Regions from separate parts of the Mus musculus genome. Here region 2 is linked to region 1. A link is a loop called in an ENCODE intact Hi-C map of the cell type or tissue named here. Cell type or tissue: gastrocnemius. All regions are shown on one strand. Links, peaks and the distances in the headings refer to the core of each region. The heading gives the core; the rest is flanking DNA.

The links. Peaks named below come from ENCODE experiments on the same cell type or tissue, not always from the same donor. Only the 100,000 strongest peaks of a DNase experiment are listed, where the experiment ranks them.
Region 2: it touches region 1 in a loop (4-fold over the local background); 3 of 42 quality-filtered maps call a loop at or near these places.

What each region holds. Positions count from the first base shown.
Region 1 is chr17:67,662,728-67,673,908 of GRCm38, reverse strand. No RefSeq gene overlaps it. Among named protein-coding and RNA genes, the nearest start is that of Lama1, 29 kb to the left of the region's middle. In gastrocnemius, for the core only: a CTCF peak has its summit at 5,715 (motif pointing right); a DNase peak (open chromatin) is centred at 5,718.
Region 2 is chr17:67,468,328-67,479,508 of GRCm38, reverse strand. No RefSeq gene overlaps it. Among named protein-coding and RNA genes, the nearest start is that of Gm36152, 120 kb to the right of the region's middle. In gastrocnemius, for the core only: a CTCF peak has its summit at 6,160; a DNase peak (open chromatin) is centred at 6,154; H3K4me3 peaks cover 749 bases; H3K27ac peaks cover 2,468 bases.

The DNA.
Region 1 (11,181 bases), core at 1,627-9,626:
CTCCCACAACAGCCTTGATGACATAACATTTGCCACTCACAGGCCTCTCCTCTGGATCTAAACTCAGTGGGTCAATTCATATGGCTATAAACGTGGATTCTCTTTCTCTCAGTGAATACCTCAGTCTACTCTAGTTCTCAGCATGTATGGAATTTGGCAAGTGAGTTCAGGAAAGAAATCATACACAATCTCAGCTGGTATCAAAGGAATTTAGATCCACACACATTCTCTCCCTGTCTCACACACACACACACACATATATACACTCATACTCACATATTTACAATCACACATACACTCTCATACACATCCACACACTCACCTTCTCACTCTCTCTAGTCATTTCCCACTCTGTGCCATGGGATCTTCAACTGTACAAGGAGTATTGTACTTTATATGACATTGGTTGGTTCCCATGAAGAATTCACATGAAGCTATACAGGAGTTAGCCATTGTACTGGCTGGTTTTGTGTCAACTTGACACAGCTGGAGTTATCACAGAGAAAGGAGCTTCAGTTGAGGAAATGCTGCCATGAGATCCAACTGTAAGGCATTTTCTCAATTAGTGATCAAGGGGGAAGGGCCCATTGTGGGTGGTGCCATCCCTGGGCTGGTAGTCCTGGGTTTATAAGAGAGCAGGCTGAGCAAGCCAGGGCAAGCAAGCCAGTAAGGAACATCCCTCCGTGGCCTCTGCATCAGCTCCTGCTTTCTTACCTGCTTGAGTTCCTGTCCTGACTTCCTTTGGTGATGAACAGAAATGTGGAAGTGTAAGCCAAATAAACCCTTTCCTCCCCAACTTGCTTCTTGGTCATGATGTTTGTGCAGGAATAGAAACCCTGACTAAGACAGCCATGATGGCAGTATTGATGCAGCTCCCTGACTTGATGGCAGTGTTGATGTAGCTTCCTCACCTCCCTTTATATTAGGAGGCCAGGCTGAGGAAGTGATAGAAGCTGCTGCTGCTGCTGCTGCTGCAGAGCTGAGTCTCTGTCTCTTGGAAGTTTCCATGTTTGATTTCCACGTAAACACTGTAGTCATCAGAGTCGGCAGATACCCAGAGGGTAACCGGGCTTACATGTCACTGTATGGTACACCCTATGCCAGGCAGCTTTCCACTGCTATTACAAATTCCAGACACGATCAGTTTATGAAGAAAATGGGTTATCCATGGAATCACAGGCTTGAAGGTGCTAGTCCATGATCATCTGGTCCTGTTGCTTTGGGTCTTGGGTAGAGAAGTGTTTGTCTGGTGAGGATATGACGCAGAGGAGACAAAAACACCAGCTGCTATAACGCCCTCTAAGGGTGTGTTCCCAGTGAAGACCTCACACTCAACCCCACCTCTTAAAGGTTTCTCTACCTCCTAATAGCACCACTCTTGGCAACAAGCTCTCAGCACAAGGGACTCTGTGGATTGTTCCAGATTCAAGCCATCATGGGGTGACCATCTTTCCTCTATGTCTACCATCCTGCCTACTTGCTGACTCTGCCTTCCTCCTGGAGACAAAGCCTCCTTCCACAATTGGGCTTCTGCCAAAGGTCACGCAAATCCATCAGAGAAATTGACTTATGGTTGTATACCACCAATAGATCATCTTGTTTTATTGTGACCCTGATAGTTCATTATAGAATGCAGTCTGGAGAGGAGGGGACACTTGTCCTAAAACAGTGTGCTGGCCTACTGCACTCCCTAGAAGCAATTACCCAATTGACGGAGGGTTCCACCAGACAAAGTATTCAGTCGAAAAAAGAATGTGACCTCTTGGGCTATCCGTTCTGTTTGGATGGTGGGTGGAGCATCAGACTACAGCACAGTCTTTTGACAAGATGAGACACACTTAACGCCTGTTGTGCTTTGTTTCTTAGGCCTGACCCATTGGGAATCCAGAGACTACAAACATGTGCCTCACTCAGGGCACTGATGGGCACATAGTCAGAGCTGTGGGGGCCTTGTCATCTCGATGCTTGGCATCCTGTTTCTTCTCTGCCTCTGTGGTAACACCTTCTTGTCCATCCCAGCCCCTCCATCCTACTACCAAAGGCTGCTTCCGTCCCAGGTTTGAGTCAGGCATCAGCCACGTGAGCTTCCATCTTCAGGAATAGATTCCTACTCTCTGTGGAAGCTCTGAAGAACCATTTGTCAATATTCCATTTCTCCTTCAGGGACTGGAACGGTGTTGCAGTCCCTCACCTCCCTTCATATTAGACATGAGCGTGTCACCCTCTCAGGGCAGACCTGAGACCCGTTTGTGCCACTGTCAGGAGGAAATGGGCAGAGGTTGTGTGTGAGCCGCCATGTGGCTTTATAGTGGTTAAGGACATGGGTGTTGAGAAGGAGCCGTCCCCAGTCCAGGACTCCAAGGGATGATAGCAAGCCGACCTCCAGCCAGGCTGCATTTCAGCAAGATGAGGGAAGCAACCTTTGTCGTGCAGTGCCCAGTATCCTTTGCTCCAGCTTTGTCATGAACATGCTCTGAAGTCACACTCTGTGACAAGTGTCTAAGAAAATGCAGCCACAGTCCAGAGAGCTAATGCTGGGATTAGGATGGGTGGAGACTGGGGCTGCACTTACACTATACCCAGCAGAGCAACAATTGGTATGTCACCTTGCCACCTTTCCACATCTCTGTGTTTCATCCTCAATGACTGTCCAATGTGTATGCCCTCCTCTCTGTAAATGCCTAGAAGGTGCTTATGTATGTGTGTGTATATGATGTATGTATGTGTCTATCTATCTATATCATATACACACATATATAATAATATATAATATATGGGATAATATATATTCCATATATATCTGTCTTAGTTAGGGTTTTACTGCTGTGAACAGACACCATGACCAAGGCAAGTCTTTTAAAGAAGAACATTGAATTGGGGCTGGCTTACAGGTTCAGAGGTTCAGTCTATCATCACCAAGGTGGAAACATGGGAGCATCTAGGTAGACATGGTACAGGAGGAGCTGAGAGTTCTACATCTTCATCTGAAGGCTGCTAGCAGAAGACTGGCTTCCAGGCAGCTAGGATGAGGGTCTTATAGCGCACACCCACAGTGACACACCTACTCCAACAGGGCCACACTTTCTAATCATGCCATTCCCTGGGCTGCACATATATAAACCATCACAATATTCTAATATGATATGTAGTATGTAATTATATATACTAGGATAAATATACATATATATGTACACACACATATATTCTAATCACTCAATGAGCTTTTAATTAAGTTTCTTTCCTTTTTAAAAAAATTCCTATATACTGCATGTATGTTTGTGTGATGGTGTCCATTCCCCTGGAACAGACAGTTGTGAGTTGCCATGCCTGTGCTGGGAATTGAACCCAGGTCCTCTGGGTGAGCATCCAGTGCTCCATATCACAGAGCAGTCTCTCCAGCCCCTTGATTAGGTTTCCCAGCACACCTGTGTCTTGGATTCTTCCCCTATAAAGTGGGAATCACAATAGTGCTTGGCTCAGGGTTGATGTGAGAGTTAGAGGCATGAACATCAAGACATTTACATCTAAATAATGGCTAGAGAGTAATGAGGACAACAGCAGCCACATGAGAGAAACCTGTAAGCACTGGCCACTGGTTAGTGCCACTTCTTTCTTCCTTTGGACAAGCATGATGTATGTGTGTTGTACATTTTTAGCCATCAGCTTTCTAGGGGAAAGTCTTGATTTGTAATGTCTGCCAATTGTTGTGGTTGAAATAGCTCCCTGTGGCTATCACCAGCGTGATGCCACAGAAGGCAGAATCAGGACGCATGTGCAGAAACCCATCCCGCTACTTACATACACGGACAAAAGGAAGACGAAGCACCTCGCTGAGGTAGTGGCATAAGATAAGAGTACTTATCTTGAAAATATAACACAATTTATCTCATAATTCCTTTATAAGATGTCATTCTTTGGGGATGTTTGGTTTGGTTTTAGCTTTGTTTCTGTCTCATCCACTAGGTCAGGCTGGCCTTGAGCTCACTATTGTAGCCTATCCAGGCCTTGAATTTATGATCCTCCTGCCTCAGCTTCCAGCATGCTGGGATTAATGGTACAACTATCATGTTCAATTTTGTTGTTGTTGTTTTTGGTTTGTTTGTTTGTTTTGTTTTTGTTTTTTGTTTTTTTGAGACAGGGTTTCTCTGTGTAGCCCTAGCTATCCTGGAACTCACTCTGTAGTCCAGGCTGGCCTTGAACTCAGAAATCCCCCTGCCTCTACCTCCCAAGTGCTGGAATTAAAGGTGTGCGCCACCACTGCCTGGCTCATGCTCAATTTTTATTTATTCTTTAGTAAGAATAAATAAAAATTGTTGAACAACTGGGTTTCAAAATGGCGGTATGAGGCAGTGTTACCACATTATTGAATATGTCCACTCTCCTGATCTCAGTGCAGATGACACCAGTGCCTGAGTTCAGCATTGAGCCTTTGAGTCCCCAACACAGAACCTTGAATAGCTCCAGCCAATCTGCTAAAACTGGCAATCTTGTTAAGTTTTTCTATGTGACTTCCCACATGAAGTGTATCATAAAATTTGGGCTACAAAACTCAGAGAACAAGTTCTTTTATTTTGTTTTTGAATTATTTGACAACTATTCAATAACTTAATTTATGGTTCTCAGGTTCTGGTGAGCCATGACCACCCTGCACTCTCAAGTGCTCTGACAAAATAGGTAGACTGGGTGTGGTGGCATTCACTCATGATCCCAGCTCTGGGGAGTCAGAGACAAGAGGTTCTCAAGCCTGAGGGCAGCCTGGGCTGTCCATAGAGAAAGCTTGTTGTCTCAAGAAGGAATAATAATAATATATAACAATCACACAATTTTAATGCAATCAAATATGAATGAACATTAAATATAACAGCTGCTTAAACGGACATGTTTTTGACTTGACAGTCATTTATCCACTTATTGACATCTACTCTGAGGTAATGTTGGCTGGAATCCTGAGTGATCAATGTGTCCCCTTGGACTCTCCGAAATCCCTGTCCTGTGCTTCTATAAGGCTGCGGCTGTGGCCCTGAGAGAAGACACCAGACAGAGACAAGCAATTCCAAGAACGCCGGTGCAGAGATTGGGTGGATGTTTGCGCTAAACTAAAGAAAGGAAAAGGAGAGGAGTTTGAGATTAGATGTTTGTAACTTTAGGCTACAGGTCACGTGGGTGGAGATGACCCCGCTAGTTGGGAAATAAGGTAGTCTTTTGGGAGAGCTGGTGCAGACTCAGAAATGCCAATAGGTATGCAGCAGCTACATTCCAAAGCTGGTAGTCCAAGAGCTGGGGAAGACTGTCCAGAAAGCACCCACAGTCAAAGATAAATAACAGTGACCATAGACATAGTGATCACCATTTCTTTAAAATGAAAACAAAAACCGTAAATCTAAACATTTCTAAGCAGGCTCAAGGTTCTCTCCCAAATAATCTTCTAGAACTCAAAGTAAGAGGCAGATTCTTACAGGACCATGAGTATGCACAAATAATTGTGGATACCCCCTGCCAGGTGCCCTGATGGAGTGTGCCTGGGCCAGCCAGAGCCCCAGAACCCCTCCCAGTAATGTTAGAGGTAAAATGGAGAGTTTTCTAGTTAGGGTTTTAGACTAACCTAAAATAAATTACACTGAACTCTAGAGAAGTCATCTTAGTTTTTGGTGTGAAGGGTATCGGACTTCCCTGAGCTCAAGATTGTGATTCTTAGCTCGATGCCCCACTAGATGGCGCTGCTGATCCACACAGCTGGAGAACCCACTCTATCAGAACTAGTGTCCTAATTTGGTTGTGTTTTACTGTGACAGTATGCTTTCCTGTGTTGGCATCAGAGACTCATTCCATCATCTCCTTGGTCTTTAGCAGAAATCTCTGTTTCAGTGCCTGTCTCTTTTGCTCTAGCTCCCTGTCTCTGTCTCTCTGTCTTTCTCTCTCTCTCTCTCACAGAGAGGGAGGGAGGGAGGGAGAGAGAAACAGCAGAGAGACAGACACAGGGGGACAGACACAGAGGGACAGACACAGAGACAGACACACACGCAGACACATACACACAGAGACAGACAGACAGACACACACACACAGAGAGAGAGAGAGAGAGAGAGAGAAAGAGAAAGAGAGAGACAGACACTGGGGTACAGACACAGAGACACACACACACACAGACACATACACACAGAGACAGACAGACAGATGCACACACACACACACACACACACACACAGAGAGAGAATTCTTACAGTATAGCTTCTGTGTGGCTTGCACATTACCATTTAGATGATGCTCATCCCCCAAGCCCCATTCCTTCCTTGGGTCCTTCTGAGGATTCTACAGGAAAAGTGGAACTAAAGAAGCTCCCCTGCCTCTCCATAGCAGGCTTCCTTTCCTATCTCCTTTCTTCTCACACCCTCCCTTCTTCCACACAACCTTCCTGACGCCCTTCCCCAATCAGAGCCTTCGATCCCCACACCTTCTCCCTCAGCTTCCCTGATGGTGCCTGCTTGACCGGCTTAGTCTCTGGAAGCATCTACCCTCTGTCACATGAGGTTGTCTGCCTTCCTCTACCCTGCAGGGGGAATGCTTGGTCTCCTTGGAGCTCAGCTACCGGCTGCAGCATCCCTTCTTGCCGGGTTTAGGAGAACTGGTTAAGGACATGGGCAGGTGGCCTGATGACTTGGTCACTGTCACCAAAGAGTCCAGAACCTAACTGTCAGGATCCATACTAGTTAATAGCCTTGCAGGCTGCCATTCTTAGAGAGCTCAGTGGGGGAGGGAGGCTGAAGGAATGCACAGGACTGGAGACAACCTTGAACTTGAGATTAGAAAAGGTTCCCGAAGCAGAGTGGGTGAGCTGGCTGAGGAAGAGAAAGCAGAGCTCACCAACGCCATGGAGAGCAACCCCACCAGGCTGAAACGAGTGCTGAGAATTAGCCAGCTGAGCCAGGAAAGGCAGCAGAGACACTCTGTGAGGGTCTTGGAAGGAGCCAGCAAAGTTCCTCCAGACCTCCCTGGGCTGGGCACTGCCCCTTCCTTTGGCCACTCACATAAGGCCTCAATCCAGTACCTCAGACCCTGTGCTCATTTGCAAATCAGCTGTTGGCGTCTGTAATGAAAGTATGTTGGAGTCACACAGGAGTAGGGCAGGCTGTTACTCAATGACTGGTGTCTCCACAGATAAGAAGAAAGGGGGACCAGGACATAGCAGAGACAGACTGGGAGTGTCACAGCTAAGAGACAAGACTCACAGCATCCAGCAGAAGGTGCCAGAAAGGCTCCTGTGGGGTGCATGGCACACATCACAGCCCTTAATATTTTTATATCTTGGACTTGGGGTCAAGGATCCAATAGCATCCCGCCCATGACAGACCCTTTTTAGATTCCACAATACACTTGTTTATTCTGGACATAGATGTGAGACTCAAAGATATTAGACTGATTTCCAGTGATGTCCAGGAGGCCTCCATGCCACCCCAAGTTGAGGTGCTATGTGATCTATGTAAAATAGATCACAGTCAATATAGTTACTGTGTCAGTTGACGTGTATATTTCAAAGTGTGATAGCATGAATACGGTTTATTTTTAATCCATGGGAGTTTTTCACCCTGGAAACTTGGTTCCCAGTGTGATGATGATGAGGTGTGGTAGAATCATTGAGACCTGGAGCCTCCTGGGAACTAATGAGGTCACTGGGGCATCACCCTTGGAAGGAATTAATGTTGAGTTTTTAGAATGTACTAATTCTCAAGGAAGAATATTGTCATCAAGAAGACCACCATGTGTTGACCTGTTTCTTATACAGTCCTTTTCCGCTTCTCTACAATATGGTGACATAATCACAGGGACTTTTGCCAGCGCTTACAAAGCCAGAACTGTTTGATTTGGAACATTGAGCCTCTGGTGAGTATATGAGTTAAATACACTTAAAAAAAAAAAAGTCCAGCCTCAGGTATTTTGGATACAGCAACAGAAAACTAACACATGCATATAGACAGCATCTTTGAGGGTTAGCACAACAATATTTGTATAGCCGTATAGCCATTCACTAATTCAGTGAGCATAAAATTAAGTAACATCAGTCGTGCTTTGGGCTTGAACCCAGATATGCAGAAGATGGGCAAGCATGTGCAAACTGCCTGCCATCTCTGAATATATTTGCACAAGTGAGTAAAGGTTTGTTGTTCGAGGTATAAGATCTGAACGTTCACGGGGATCAGATGCCGGTGAAGAGTTTTTCAAAGAGACTAAAGGCAGGGCAATTTTACTGTCTTCTTTTTGTTGTAGCCAGTGACATTGGAGTAGAAAGACGTCACACCCTATTAATTCCCACAGTGAATAGTATTTCCTGGATCCACAGTAAGCAGGGATGTTTTCACGTCATGAACATTGTTGTCTGAGAGTTTCAAATGAGTCCTCAACACCGTGAGCAGTGAGTGACCACGTCTCTCTCCCACATACTAGACAGTGGTTGTCAGCTGCTGGAGAGGGGTTCGCTGGAGTCCAGCCCAGAGGTAATTCTGTACCGCTTCACCATGCTCACACTCAACAACGTTTAGTGTGAGCAAGATGCACGTGACAGAAAGAGAAGTCTGAAACCCAGGTCAGGCCTGGTGTATTGGTCAGGGTTCCCTAGAGTCACAGAACTTATAGAATGTCTCTCTATATATTAAGGAAATTTATTGTAATGACTTACAATCTGTAGTCCAACTAACCCAACAATGGGCAACCGTGGATGGGAAGTCCAAGAATCTAGTAGTTGCTCAGTCCCACAAGGCTAGTTGTTTCAGCTGGTCTTCTGTAGAAGTAGATTCCAACAGATGTGCTGGCAGGTAAGTACAATCAAGTGAAGAGGAGTGAGTTTTCCTTTTTCCAATGACCTTATGTCGGTCTCCAGCAGAAGGTGTGACCCAGATTAAAGGTGTGCCTAGATCTGGAACTTGCTTTGTCCTAGGCTGACCTTGAACTCAGAGATCTCCTTGCTTTAGTCTCCTTGGATTAAAAGTCCATACTTCTTTGCCTGGGCCTAAGCTTTTCATGGCGACTATACCTCAAGATCTCCATGTCAAGATCAGAACACAAGGTCAGAAACTTGTGTCTTCCAGCCTCGAGATCTGGATCATGGGTGTACCGTCCACTTCTGGATTGCAGTTCATTCCAGGTATAGTCAAGTTGACAATCAGGAATATCTACCACGCCAGGCATGGGGTTATGTACTTGTGATCTCAGCACTCCAGAGGCTGAGGCAGGAGAATAGTTCGTGTAAAGGCTACTTGTGAGCTACACAGTGAGACCTTGTTTCCAGAAGGCAATGTTTGGTGATGTAGTTTAGTAATCAAGGGGTTAACAGGAACTTGCTCAGTGTGTGCAAAGCTCAGGGTTCTACCCCACCCCCCACCCCCTGCACAGATTCATTGCCAAAGAGCTGTCCAAAGAGTCTCTAGGCTCTGGCCACAAGAAGAGAAAAAGAAAGAGGAAGGGCTTTCTGGGAAGTACAGGTGTCTACCTCGTTTGAGTATGTCTAGGTCTCCCTTAAGAAAGTCAAAAAGCAAGAGAGAGTGGGAGGGAGAGGTATCCCAGGGCTACAGTGCGTGGGCATTGCATTGACAGAAGAGGGGACACATGGGCCAGACTGGGGCAGACTTTGAAGCACCTTTGCAGAAGAGCATCCTGCAGAGAGAAGGGACCAGAGAGAGGAGTCTGTGGCCTAGAAAGGGATGGAAAGATCAGTGCTGTGAAATCACCCAGAGGGTGCATTTCCCACCACACATCCCTAGGGGTGGAGCTTTGTTCATGTCTCCAGCTCTATGTGTCTCTGGAGACCACATAGAAGAATCTCTCAATATCCTTGCCACGGGACCTCAACACACAGAGAAAGACGTTAATACCAGGTGCCTTAACTCCATACAAGAGGCTTGCTTCTGCTGTAGGTCCCACCCCACACTTTGCCCTGCCCTGGCAAGGCCAGCCATCTATGGCTGATGTATCACCACATCCTACCAGGCCTGAGCTGGGGAACACTTTCTTGTTATAGAGAGATTTTTTTCAGGTCTGCAGAGGACACTGTTCTGGGCATAGAGAAAGCTGGTGGGCATCTCCTCAGCTTTGGGGATGAAGATTAGATGGTTCAAGCATGCAAGCAGCCCTGAAGAGAGAGAAAGTTCCTTGAGTCTTGCTGCTAGCAAGGTCAGTTCATGTAAACCCGTTGAGCAGTGCGTTTTCTCCCTGCTGACTTTATTATCTCTATTTTTTGAAGAGCTGGCATTTTAAATGCTCCGAATGACATAGAATCTATCTTAATTATAACCTTTCCTCTCAGGGCAAAGAGTTGTCTATGAAAGAATTTTTTAAATTTCTTAATTAACCTGCAGTGACTTTACTTTGCCAGAGCTCATGTTCTGGGCGCATTAGGATCTCTGCGCTCTCTCTCTCTCTCTCTCTCTCTCTCTCTCTCTCTCTCTCTCTCTCTCTCTCTCTCTCTGCTGCCCAGAGTAGTTTTAAAAAAACAAAACAAATCAACAAACCCAACATAATAAAGATGGAAGAAAAAAAAATCAACAACCTTCTAGCAGTAAACTTCTGGGATATCGGAGGCCAGAAAGTTTGAGGAAGTAGGCAGCTCGCACATGCAGAATATAAAGTCACAGGTCTCGGAGATTAATGCTCACATTCTGCACAGATCGTTTCCAAGGGGATGTTTGAGGATAAATTGCTCTTTTTTTTTAATCTGCCTCAGATCTAAATTTTGATGATGAGGTTTTTATAAGCAGGCTCTAATTCATTAATATGTGGCTTTTTACTATCCACTTTATCTTCCAAAGACAGTCCTTAATCCACCTAAGCAGAGATTGCATCTGGGTTCAATAAGACGAGAACAGAGGAGCAATGGGGAAAGAAACATGTCCTGGCCCAGCTTCCCTTTAGAATCTGTCCATTCCAACCAAGGGGGACTTCCTTGGAATAGAATGCCTTCAGGCTCTCCACCAACGCAGCTTCTCCTCAGACCTAGAAATGATCCAGCAAACATATGCACAGGGTCGTAGATTTATAGTGTATTAAATTAACAAAATTAACATAACTTAACTGCAAGAAAACAAGGATATCTCACCTTTCCATCTTTAACTTGCCTTTTTCAGATTCTTCTTTGTGTCTGATGGCACAAGGGAAGCCATACGATTTTGGGGCACAGGGTTGAGATAATGTTGG
Region 2 (11,181 bases), core at 1,719-9,718, 190 kb after region 1:
ATTGGGCAGCTGTCCGTTGGTGCCTGTGGAAGATTGGTTCTGGGATCTCCATTGGCTGCACATGGACCCCTATTGGCCGCACAATCCACAGTGTCTTGGATCCTTCTAAAAAAGAGGCACTTCCATTAATCCTATCCACATCCCCCTGATGCTTTAAACTGTTTCCTGCGATCCCTATGGTGAGGCACATGGTACATGATAGATTTATTACTATAGTACAGGGGACAGTGACAAGGATGAAGCTCACACAAACGCCCATCTATATGTTCATAGCATTGGTTGAATTGCTCTCAGACCCACATTTAGGAAATCTGAAATCAGTGTATCTAGAAACAGGGCTCCTGCAGCACCCTCCTGCAAGCGTTGCTGGTTTTCCTTCTCGTCTTCAGCACTGCGCCTGCCTCCTGATGCCTCTTCAGATTTGCCACAATACAATGCAGAGGGACATGGTCCTCTCAGTCCCCTGGCCAGGAAGAAGCCACAAGGATATGTGGCAGCTGTCAATCTCAGAGTCCCATCTGGCTGGCAGCCCGAGGGTACCTCTGGGATGGAGAAGTCTTGTCTTTTCATGGGGGTTACTCTGCTAAAAGAACCACAGCAGTTTGGCCTGCCCACCCTTGTGCCATCAGACCCTTGTCGTGGGCACTGAGAGCTTGTCTAGATTAGACACCAACCAGATCCAGATCTGGTGGCATGGTCAGGTTGAACAGTGTGCAGGCAAAGCTCCTACTGTGAGCCAGTGGTAGGGTGTGGCTTCAGTCTTTCCACAGCCCTCTAGCTAAATACCCAGTTTTTCAGATTCCTTTCATCCAGGCTTGTGAAAAGAGCCATCTCCTCTTCCGTCCCTACCTATATCCCAGACAGACTTTCATCCTCCGCCTGTTCAGGGCTGTCCTCAGCTGTCCCCATTCCCAAATGCCTCGATCACACCCGTGGCCATTTTCCCCATCCCTTATCTAGTAGCCTTATATACTAGGGCACAGCAGCTGTAAGGCTGAAGGTCTACAGGCTGCATTCTATCCTCTGCAGACTTCTGGGGCAGAGCACAGGGCCTATCTGCAGAGTATGGCCTCTGCTCATGGGAACATTGTCCGTTGGACTAGAAGGATATGCATAGCCTGGGCTCCTGATAACAGCTGGCAGATTGGAGTGCGTGCCAGTCACCACACCCTTGCCCTGAGAGTGTGCTCATTCAGTAGCCACAGCATCAGATTTCTTGTTCAGTTGTTCAGGGGCAATTGTATTCTTTCTCTAAATTTTTAATTTTGAGTACTTTTAGGTTTAAGGTTACCCAAACCACATGGACTCTACTTCGCACTCTTCAGGATGCTTTTCACGAATGTTCTCTAGCCTTTGCATGATGGTCTTTCCTGTGGGTGCATGTATGGGTGTGTGCACATGTGGGAGACCAGAGGTAGACATCAGACTTTATTAGTTCACTATATCACGATCCAGAGAGCACGATTCAGAAAATACTTCTAACAGTAAAAGTAAATGAGAAAGGGATACGCAAAGAAGTAGATAGGCTGCCTGTTACTTGGAGAGCTTCATGCAAGCCAGTGTTATCTAGGAAGAGTAAACCTCAATCAAGAAACGGCTGCAGGGGTATTTTCTTCGATAATGACTAAATGTTTGAATGCCCATCTACTGGGTAGGTCGATCTGGGTTGTATAAGAAAGCAGCTTGAGCAAATCACGGAGAGCAAGCCAATGAGCAGCACTCCTCCATGGCCTGTGCATTGGTTTCTGCCTGTCTTCCTTCCCTGGCTTTCCTGGGTTATGTACAATAACCTTGAGGCTGAAATAAATACCCCCCTACCCACTCTCTGAGCCACCCAGCCCCAGTCGCCTTTCGGCATGCATGGCTTATCACAACGATGGAGAAGCAAATGCAGGCCAGACTAGTTAAAAGCCTGACTTCCGATTTCTGAAGAGCTTTGCAACCTCCCTCGTAGCAACCCTACCACCTCTCTGCATCAGTTTATTGTCCCACTCACTCAATGGCAATCCCAGAAGCCCTAAAGCTTTTAAGGATCTGATGTGAGCACGGCGCCCCGCCACCTAGCAAGTTCTGACATATGGTTTTTGGATAGCAAGCCACGTTTTCTTTAATTTGAGCAAAGTGGCAGACAAGTCTTTTCTACGGGCCAGATATAAATATTTTAAGCTTCGGGGGCCATCTGCAGTCTCTGTCACTTCCTCTCCTCCTCTTTTTGTCACTATCAGCTAAACAGGCGATATCATAAGGAACATTGCAAACTCACCGTGCCTTCATTGGTCGGCCCTGGTTTAGTTGAAGATCGAAGACTGGGTAACATGAAGCATGATACAAGCTTTGGCCTCCACATTTCTTCTCTATGAAGCTGTTGAGCCTGTCAAGAGGGAGAAAATGGAGAGTGGCCTAATTAAGTCATATGTGCCCTCCATTCAACTTTTAAGATATGAGATCGGCAACATGGCCCTGGCGACTTTTCCCCTGAGCACCAGAGCAGCTACCAGGGATTCCTGTGTGCCATCCCGTCTGGAGACTTATCAGCACCGATGGACTATTTCTTCTGGGGCTCAATATGCTACTTCCTAGGTTCTAGTCTTCCCGGCGGTTTGATATGGCCTGAAGGTTTCATCCTTGCCACGTGGCCCAGGGTGCACTTGGCAATGTCACTTCTTTTGCCCAAATAGTCACAGATCAGATTCTGTCCCTTGGGCCTTCTTCCAGTCGCCATCTGAAGAGATGGAAGCCAAGAGCCATAAGACAGAAAGAGCTGAGATCTTGGAATGGCCACCGGAACCGGAAACATCCACAGGCAACCGCAACGGGAGAACAAGCGATCCTTTATTCTTTGAGCCACTGGCACTCTGGGGGTCGTCAGAGCAGCCAGCCGTTGACGTATAACAACCTGAGCTGCGGTTTCATGACTTTTCTAAATGTGCGTTTATTCCTACGTGATCCACAGAAGGACTCTGTAGTTTGAAGATTAGACCAAATGATAAATAACTGTGTATCAGTTCCCTTTGAGTCACCATGACCATGACACACCAGATAGAGCAGCCGAAGAGAGGAAAGGTTTGCGGCTGTGAAGGTGTGGAAAAGGCAGCTTGAGTCATCGCAGCCGAAGTATGAGGCTGTTCACATTAGGGTGGAACAGGAGACAGATTTTGGGGAACCAGGATCGGATAACACCTTCAAAGGCCTACTTCTCCCATTTAGGTCCCATCTCTCCCCCAAAAAATTAGTGTGCCAGCTGGGAACAAGTGTTTATAAAACAGGAGCAGAGGAGGGCACCTTTGAGATTCAAGCCATGGCATCATGTCACATTCTGTAGCTTGCTCCTCTATCTCACTCCAAGGGATGGTTTCGAAATCGATCCACATTGGTCAGCATTCAAGTTCTCACAATGTTAATTATTTATTTGATTTTAAATAAGCTACCCCAGGCCCATAAAAACGTGTGAAAATATTTGAATGAACATATTTAAACGATAATGCCTTCCACTCTCTGAGAGAAATCTTAATTGTTTTCAGCTAGCATATAATTAGCATCTCGTCAGCTGCTGCTACAAACTGGAAAGGTGGCTTAGGCTTTGCGTGATATTTTTATGCTTTTCTTTTTTACTTATGTGGTTGTCCCCCCATCCCCCCATATAGATAGAGTCCCTATGTGACTTAGAGGAGAAGGCCACGTTTCTCTGTGGAAATGAGCTCAAATCCCAACACCTTCAATGACTTTCCTTTGGGGACTTTCCCTGGCCCGCCTGTCAATCAGAGTATCCTTTTCTAAACGGGGATGAAACCGGAACCCTGTGTTGAGTGGCCATGAGGCTTAGGGAAACCTTTAAATAGAGAGCACCTGGCCTAGTGCAGGTCACACAGGGAGCACCCAGTGGGCACTCTGATGGCTGCCTCTCAGCAGAAAGTTGAGACTGTGTCACAGAGTTAAGACAGCACCAGAGCCCTGAGCTCAAGTTGCGCACTGCGGGGTACCTGCTGGATCTCTCCCTGTGCTCATTCATTCTCTGTCCGTGGAGACTATTTTGCAAACTTCAAGTCATATTTGCTTTGGGGTTTTTTCCCCCCTGCAAGGCAAAAACAAAACAGCCCTAAATTTCCAAACTTTCAACGAATTGTAAATTATTTTTCAAGGAATCAAAACGAAACAAACCTAGACAGGCAGTTCTGGAGAGATGGCTCGGCAGTCAAGAGGAGGTGTTGAATTCAGGTCCCTGAACCTACAGAAAATCTAGGGGTAGTCATGAACACACCTGAAACTCCAGCGCCGGCTCCCTGGGGCTTGCTGGCTGCCAGCCCCACTAGAAAATGCAGGCTCTGGTTCAGTAAGAGACTCTGCCTCAAAAAAACAAGGCAGAGACTGATATAGGACACCCTTCTTCCTCTTCCAGCCTTGTGCATAAGCACTGGGCCACACACAGGCGCCTGATCCATACACACATATGCTTCCTACACATGCTCTCTCATGTGCAGGAGTCCGCCTTTAGTTTCATCCTATTTGTCGCTGGGTAGGTGGGGCAGGTAGGTGGGACTCTCCTCTACCCTGTGCCAATCACAAGCCTTGCTCTCCAAGACCCGCCTACTCAAGCAGCCTTTCACCACACACTAAGTGTATCCTCTCCTTAGGCTTAAACCACTGATGCTCCCCTAGGCCAGCGCCATCCCTACTCTTCTAGATTTCAGTGTCTGCTTCTAACTCTATTTCATTTTCAGCTGAGATTCCTCGAAGAGTAAGGAGTTGTCAGTTAATAGGCAATCCTTAGACCAAGCCACCTGATCGAAATTCTGGTTTGTTCCAGACGACAGGATAAAAACCACATCATTTTACTATCAAAAACATTAGTTGTTTGATGTTTTTATTCCTGACTTATTTCAAATTAAAGTGATTAATTAAAACTTATTAACCAACCATTAAATTATTTAAATTTAACAAATTAGATCACTTTAATTGACTTAATTAATTTAAACTTTCAGATACTTCTAGTTCCAGGTCAGGCTGCAAAGGTGGCTGTGATATTTTTGTTTGTTTGTTTGTTTGTTTGTTTGTTTCCACAACCATTTCTGACACCGCAAATCTGTGTTGCTCCCTCAGGCTCATGGCTTCTTCAGATGACACAGATTTCTTTTTGTGTTTATCCATGCTGCGATATGCAGATTCCTGTAATAAAATCATAAACCTTGCTTCTAGCTAGTAGAGTCACAAAATGGAAAATGTTCCCAGATGTTATGATGTAAGGGCTGAGAGTATACGTGGAGACTGCTTCCCTTAGCTACCCCAGGCCCTTGGGTGCTGCACCAGCGCCATAATATATAGAGAACAGAAAGCGGAAGCAACGTTCTGAAAATGCCAACCCAGCCGTTTTCCGGTTAGAGCTGCTCACACGTCATCATTGGTTTCTGATGCGCTTCCAGCCGCTGGGCAGTGTTTTAGCTGTGCACCATAGACATTGCACTGTCCTCCACAAGCAAAGCCTCGTCCAAGGCTGCCCCCAGGAAGTGGGGGGCATTGAATTAACACCCATGCAGTCTGCTTTCAGCAGCCACGTACCTGTCTCAGCAGCACCCTGTCCCTCTTAGCTTCCAGTAGAAAAAAAAAAAGGCATGTTGGGTTGTAAAGTGTGTCATGGTGCATTGATCCGGTCACCTGGTTGCCCTCTGGTCTCCAGTCCACCATCAAACAGGCTCCTGATGATTTTCCTTCATTGTACACATGGATGAAATACAGACTCATAGAGGGAAAAAAAAAGCATAAAACATATATTTATTTTATGAAATTACAACAGGTCGAAAGGGGGTGGGGGAGATAGGCCGTTTACACCAAGAATCAATGAAAACCCTGGGGGAAAAGACTTAAGAAAGGAACTCCAAAGTGTTTTCCTAATTTCTGGTCATTAAATTACTTGCATCCTTCATTCTCCCGGGGCCACACTTACAAACAAGAGAACTTCCAAGGGAGAGGAAGAGAAAAGAGTGAAGAGAAAAAGAAAAAAGATTGTGAAGCTGCACATCTCAAGAGGGAGGGGCTGAGGTCAGTAGGGCTTGTGAGATGACAGCTCTGTTTACTAGGTAGGAGTCAGGTCAGAGACCTTTCTAGGAGCTTCCAGCTGCTTCTTGTCACAATGGGGCTGCTCCTGCTATGCACAGTGCCTTCCCCAGAGGGCGCCGCACTCTGTTATTTCAAGACTCCACTGAGTTTGCAGAGGGAATAACAGGTCTTTCTGTTTGCTGTGTGAAATTCCATCCATTAATTGAATCTGTGGAGAATTAGTCTACAGGTTCTTCCACTTTGCAGTCTAGCAGCAGAGAAGTGCTATCCACACAGGCACAGCCCCCTCAGCTGTGCTTTCTACATCCAGCCTGACCTTTAGGCCAGCAGGCAGTGTCAGGCTCAAATGCTTTAGGCATCCGTGAAAACTGAAAACGGAGCCCTGGGGTGGGACACATCCCTGGAAACTCAGGGACACAGACTTAAAGACAGACATTAATTTGTGGGCTTATGATAGTTGGTCAATGCTACAGTTTGAAAAAGAGACCATTGCACACCTTAGATGTTTTTAGATATCAAGTTGATAGGAAATAAGTAGGTAAAAGAAAATAGTCAGCTTTTAAAGATGTAATTCTTTTTTTTTTCTGGAAGCTGGGATAGAGCCTCCAGTCAGCACACAGGTAAGAGACCCTCCACTTTTGTCTTACACGTAGAAGATGGGTTTCCAGTCCTTTCCTGAGAGAAGGGTAGACTCTTCACTTCCCTTACAGTCTTATAAAATGTGCTGTTACTCAAATCCTTTTTGCCTCTCATGTAGGTAGGTGGCTTTGTACTCTTAAAACTGCCTTATGAGGATTCTTTTAAAACTGCACAAAACACTATTAGGAGCTAACTATTCTACTGGCAAACAAGAGATCCACTCATTTAGAGGTGGTTATCATCTGATTCCCGTCATAGCCAGTTTCCCTGCACCGTTTTATTTTAAGAAGGGGATTTTCTGTTTGTGTGCGCCCTGCTCTGGAAGCCCAGGTTCTACCGCTGAGCTGTACCTCCCAGTCCCGCCCCCCAGCACTGATGGTTAAAAGCACGTCTTTATTAAGAATCATTCATAGCCAGGCCTGGATGCCAAGGTCTTTTAGAGGCTGAGGCAGGAGGACTGAGTTTGGTAAAGCCCTGCATGGGCTTGAGAGTGAGTTCAAGGTCAGCTTGGACAGCTCAGTGTGACCTTGAAATTGAAAGTAAAAGGAGCATGGGGGATGGTTTAGTGATGGAGAGCTTGTTTAGCGTGTACAAGGCCTTGGCTTCCACCCCCAGACTACAAGAGAAAAACAGACAAAACCACCACCACCCCACCCCCCTTGATGTATTTGAAGTGAGCAGCAGCATACATTCTGACACACACAGCACCCTGACCATCTCTGTCAGCTCTCTATCTACCTTGCAGATGCCATGCTATTTGCTCCCCCACAGGTTTCCTCATAAGTCCAAAGTGTTTTCTTCCTGTTCTCATGAGGAGTTGAGAGCTGTGTTGATGGACCCAGCCCTGTATCATTCACAGGTACTACCTTCCCCACACGAGGTTAGGGAGGAGCCTAGCATCTTCCCAGGAACGTCTTTTGCATATGCAGCACGCCAGTTAGGAACAGGCAGGGCCGAAGGCAAGTGGGGAGTCTGAGCATTTGAGGACAAAGATCTATGGGGAAGAGAGACCCACTTCTTAGACACACTGTACAAAAATGGCAGCCTGACAATGGATTGATGCAGAGGAGCCTGGCACCTGTGTGCACACACTGTGCTGAGGAGTTCAGGATGAGAGGACCCTGGACCATGACTGTGTTTCCAGATACACTGTCCCTTCTGTTCAAGGTCCACTCTTCTTCTCTTCCACTTCGTGGACAGTGAGGGGGTGGGCATGTACCCTGAAATTCTCTTCCATTCTCAGCCCCATGACCAGCAGTGAGGATCTTGAAAATACCAGTGAGCAGAGTTGTTACAAGCTGAGCTAAGCTCATAATGAAAAAAAAAAAAAAAAAAAAAAAACATGAGATTTATAAATGAGATGTTTCATGGCTTTCAACAGCGCGTACAGAGAAGAGATCCATTAACCTGGGTTGGGCTACTGAGAGCATTAGTTCAATTGTCGTTGCTGGCTCCTTTTAAACCTTTATTTTAATGACTCTGTCACTGTCTTACTTTGAGAATTAAGAGGCAAATGCATAAAAAGTAAACAACATTAATGCCTGCTTCTTGCTGGAAAACACTGTTTTTCAAAAGGAAGTGTTAGGTTTACTTTTTTAAAAAGACTCCAATATTTTAAAGCACTGGCTAGGTCACTTTTATTTAGCAAGGCTTTTTGAAAGCAATGGAGAACAAAAAAAAAAAAATCATCATTTTCTCCAACTGGCTTTAGCAGATAGAAGCAGCACAGAAAAGGACTTGAAATCCACTCAGCATAGCCGTTTTCAAACAGTCTCAATGTGACTTAAGAGTGACATTTATTGCATACTTATTTTGTGTGTGTTTCTCTGCTTGTGTGTGTCCATGTGTTTGTGTGTGTCCATGTGTGTGTCTGTGTCTCTGTGTGTGTCTCTGCGCATGTGTGTCTCTATGCCTGTGAATGTAGACGTGCATGTGTGTTTACACAGACAACAGTGTGGACAGTTTGCTCCTTCTAGCGTGTAGCTCCTTAGGATTGAACTCAGGTCTTCCAGCTTGACAGTCAACACCTTTAATCTCTGAACCATCCCAGAGTCCGTATGGTGAAACGTGAAGCTGAGAGCGCCCGCTTTCTTCAGAAAAAGAACACTAACAAGAGGGAAAGACCAAGCAGAGAAGTGCCTGAGCTTTTGCAGTGATGATTCTGTGTGCATTTTCTACTAATGCCCCTTATAGCATCTAACTTTGGAAATATGACACTTGCAGGCATTTAAGTCTCAGCTATTAAGAATTTAGACTACAAAAGTGATTTTAAACAGCAAGCACACTGTTCATTATGTCAGTTCAGCAACTCTCTAGGTCGTATGTATTCCTTATCTCCTTTATAAGGCACTGAAGCTATAGCATCCGGAAAAGTTAGCTGCAGAGGGGGGAGGAGAGGGATGAGAGGGAGTGGGGCCCAGAGTGGTCTGCACACACTGTACACACTGTGTACACGTTCAAAACTGTCTAAGAACAAATTTGTTTAAACTATATAAAATAACATCATGTAAAATTCATTTTGTCTTCAATGTATGTGTATGGGTGTTTTGCTTGCATGCATGGCTGTGTACCATATATACAAAGTGTGGAGGCCAGCAAAGGGAGTCTGATCCACTGGGACTAGAGTTACAGATAAGTGAGCAGCCGTGTGAGTGCTGAGAATCGAACCCGAGTCCTATGGAAGAACAGCCAGCACTCTTAACAACTGAGCCATCTCTAACAAACCTACATTAACACAGGTTGCCTTCAAATAGCCAAGTGTCTACCAAGTCAGTAATGTAATACATCAGTATGTCCGTGTGTTTTCATGTGCTTATCTAGACAAATGCTCTAGATTTTTATGCATGAGATAGACATGCTGTGTGTACGTTGTCATTGCCCGCGCCTTCCCAATAGCTTGAAAACTAACATGGCTGCTTGCCTGCAGTTTACCCCCTAGCTATAGACAGAACGGCAGTGCCTGGGAAACATGGCCTCCGTCTACAGTCAAGTTCTCATTTCTTACTCCATCTATATCACTTCAGATTAGTTCAATTTCTTCCAAATCCTGAGCTTATGACTCTCTGCTAATTAGCATAACTGTGCATGCAATCTTAAATGTGAAGGAGATTAGCGACAGTGAAGCCACAATGCTCTAGAAAAGCAGTCAGACACTTTGGTCATCCCAGCACCCATGGGAGGAGGGAGGACACTGTGTTGGGTGTTGGGTCGCTTTCACAGGACTTGGCTCTGTGACTCTTGAGGCAGACAATGGGGTGAGCCAGAGGTAGCCAAGGAGGAGTCAGTTGAGCCCGTATCAACATTGACTCCATTCACTGCCTCAGACATGACACTACACGCTGGATGACAGAAAAGGCCCCAGAAAGGTCAACAGGGGCTGTGGCTTATCAGGACAGATGGGCTGCTCAAGTGTCGCAATGAAGCCAAAATCTTGTACCTAGCAGAGCTTTGGGAATTGGGGGTAGATCACTGTGCTGGCCAGAGAGCTGAACTATGAGAAGGCTGCATGGCTTGCTTGAATTGGAGCAGGATCGCAACCCGGGACAGTGGGCCTACTCAGTGCCCCCGCTCCCTAACCACTAGTAGGGCTACATTGTAAGAAATGTTTAAATTCAAGAAAGAAAAGATTCACCAGAAGATCCGGTTGTTTCTCAGGGAGTGGTCACCTCCTCTGGCCAGTGTAGCTTGGTATCCAGAACTTAGGCTTTCATAGGATGTATACCTGGTACATAGCCGTGCATGCAGGCAAAACACCCATACTAAACTAAACTAAAAACAACATGAATTTTCCCTTCCTCTGGGATAGGGAAAAAAAAAAACACCGGTGAGGTATTGTATACTACTACTAATTCCTCATAGTTGCTGAATGTCCTCTATTCACTGCAAACCTTGTGAGCGTTGGTGAATTTTGGGTGATTGTTGTCTCTTTAGATAATTGCTGAACCCCAAATGCTGAGAACTACGCCTGAACTCCAGTGGGTGCTTACTAAATATTTGTTGAATGACTCACCATCTCAATCCCAGATGAGGACAGTCTGCTGTCTATGAAGTCAATTTTAGCTACTTAAATATCAAGACCCTGGACACACCCCAGTGTATGGGTGATAAGTTACATAAGTTTTCCTTGGATCTCACACCTAGAGGTGAAAGACTTAAGAACTCAAACCCTAGGCATATGGGTTCTTTTCTTTAAAGTTACTTAATTAATTTTTTTAATTAATTCATTTTTGTCTGCATGCATGTTGATGTGAGCATGCACAGCGTGCGCATGTGCCCTGGTGCATATGTGAAGGTCAAAGGATAATGCGAAGGAGTCTGGTCTCTTCCTTTGACCACATGGGTTCTGGGGATCAGACTTGGGTCACATGACTTGGCATCGGCAAATACCCTGACCACTGAGCTATCTTGCTGACCAGGGATATGGGTTCTGAGTCATGTGTGCCCCTCCTTTCATTTTCCTACAAAGTCAGCACTTTGCACTTGGTGTGCATT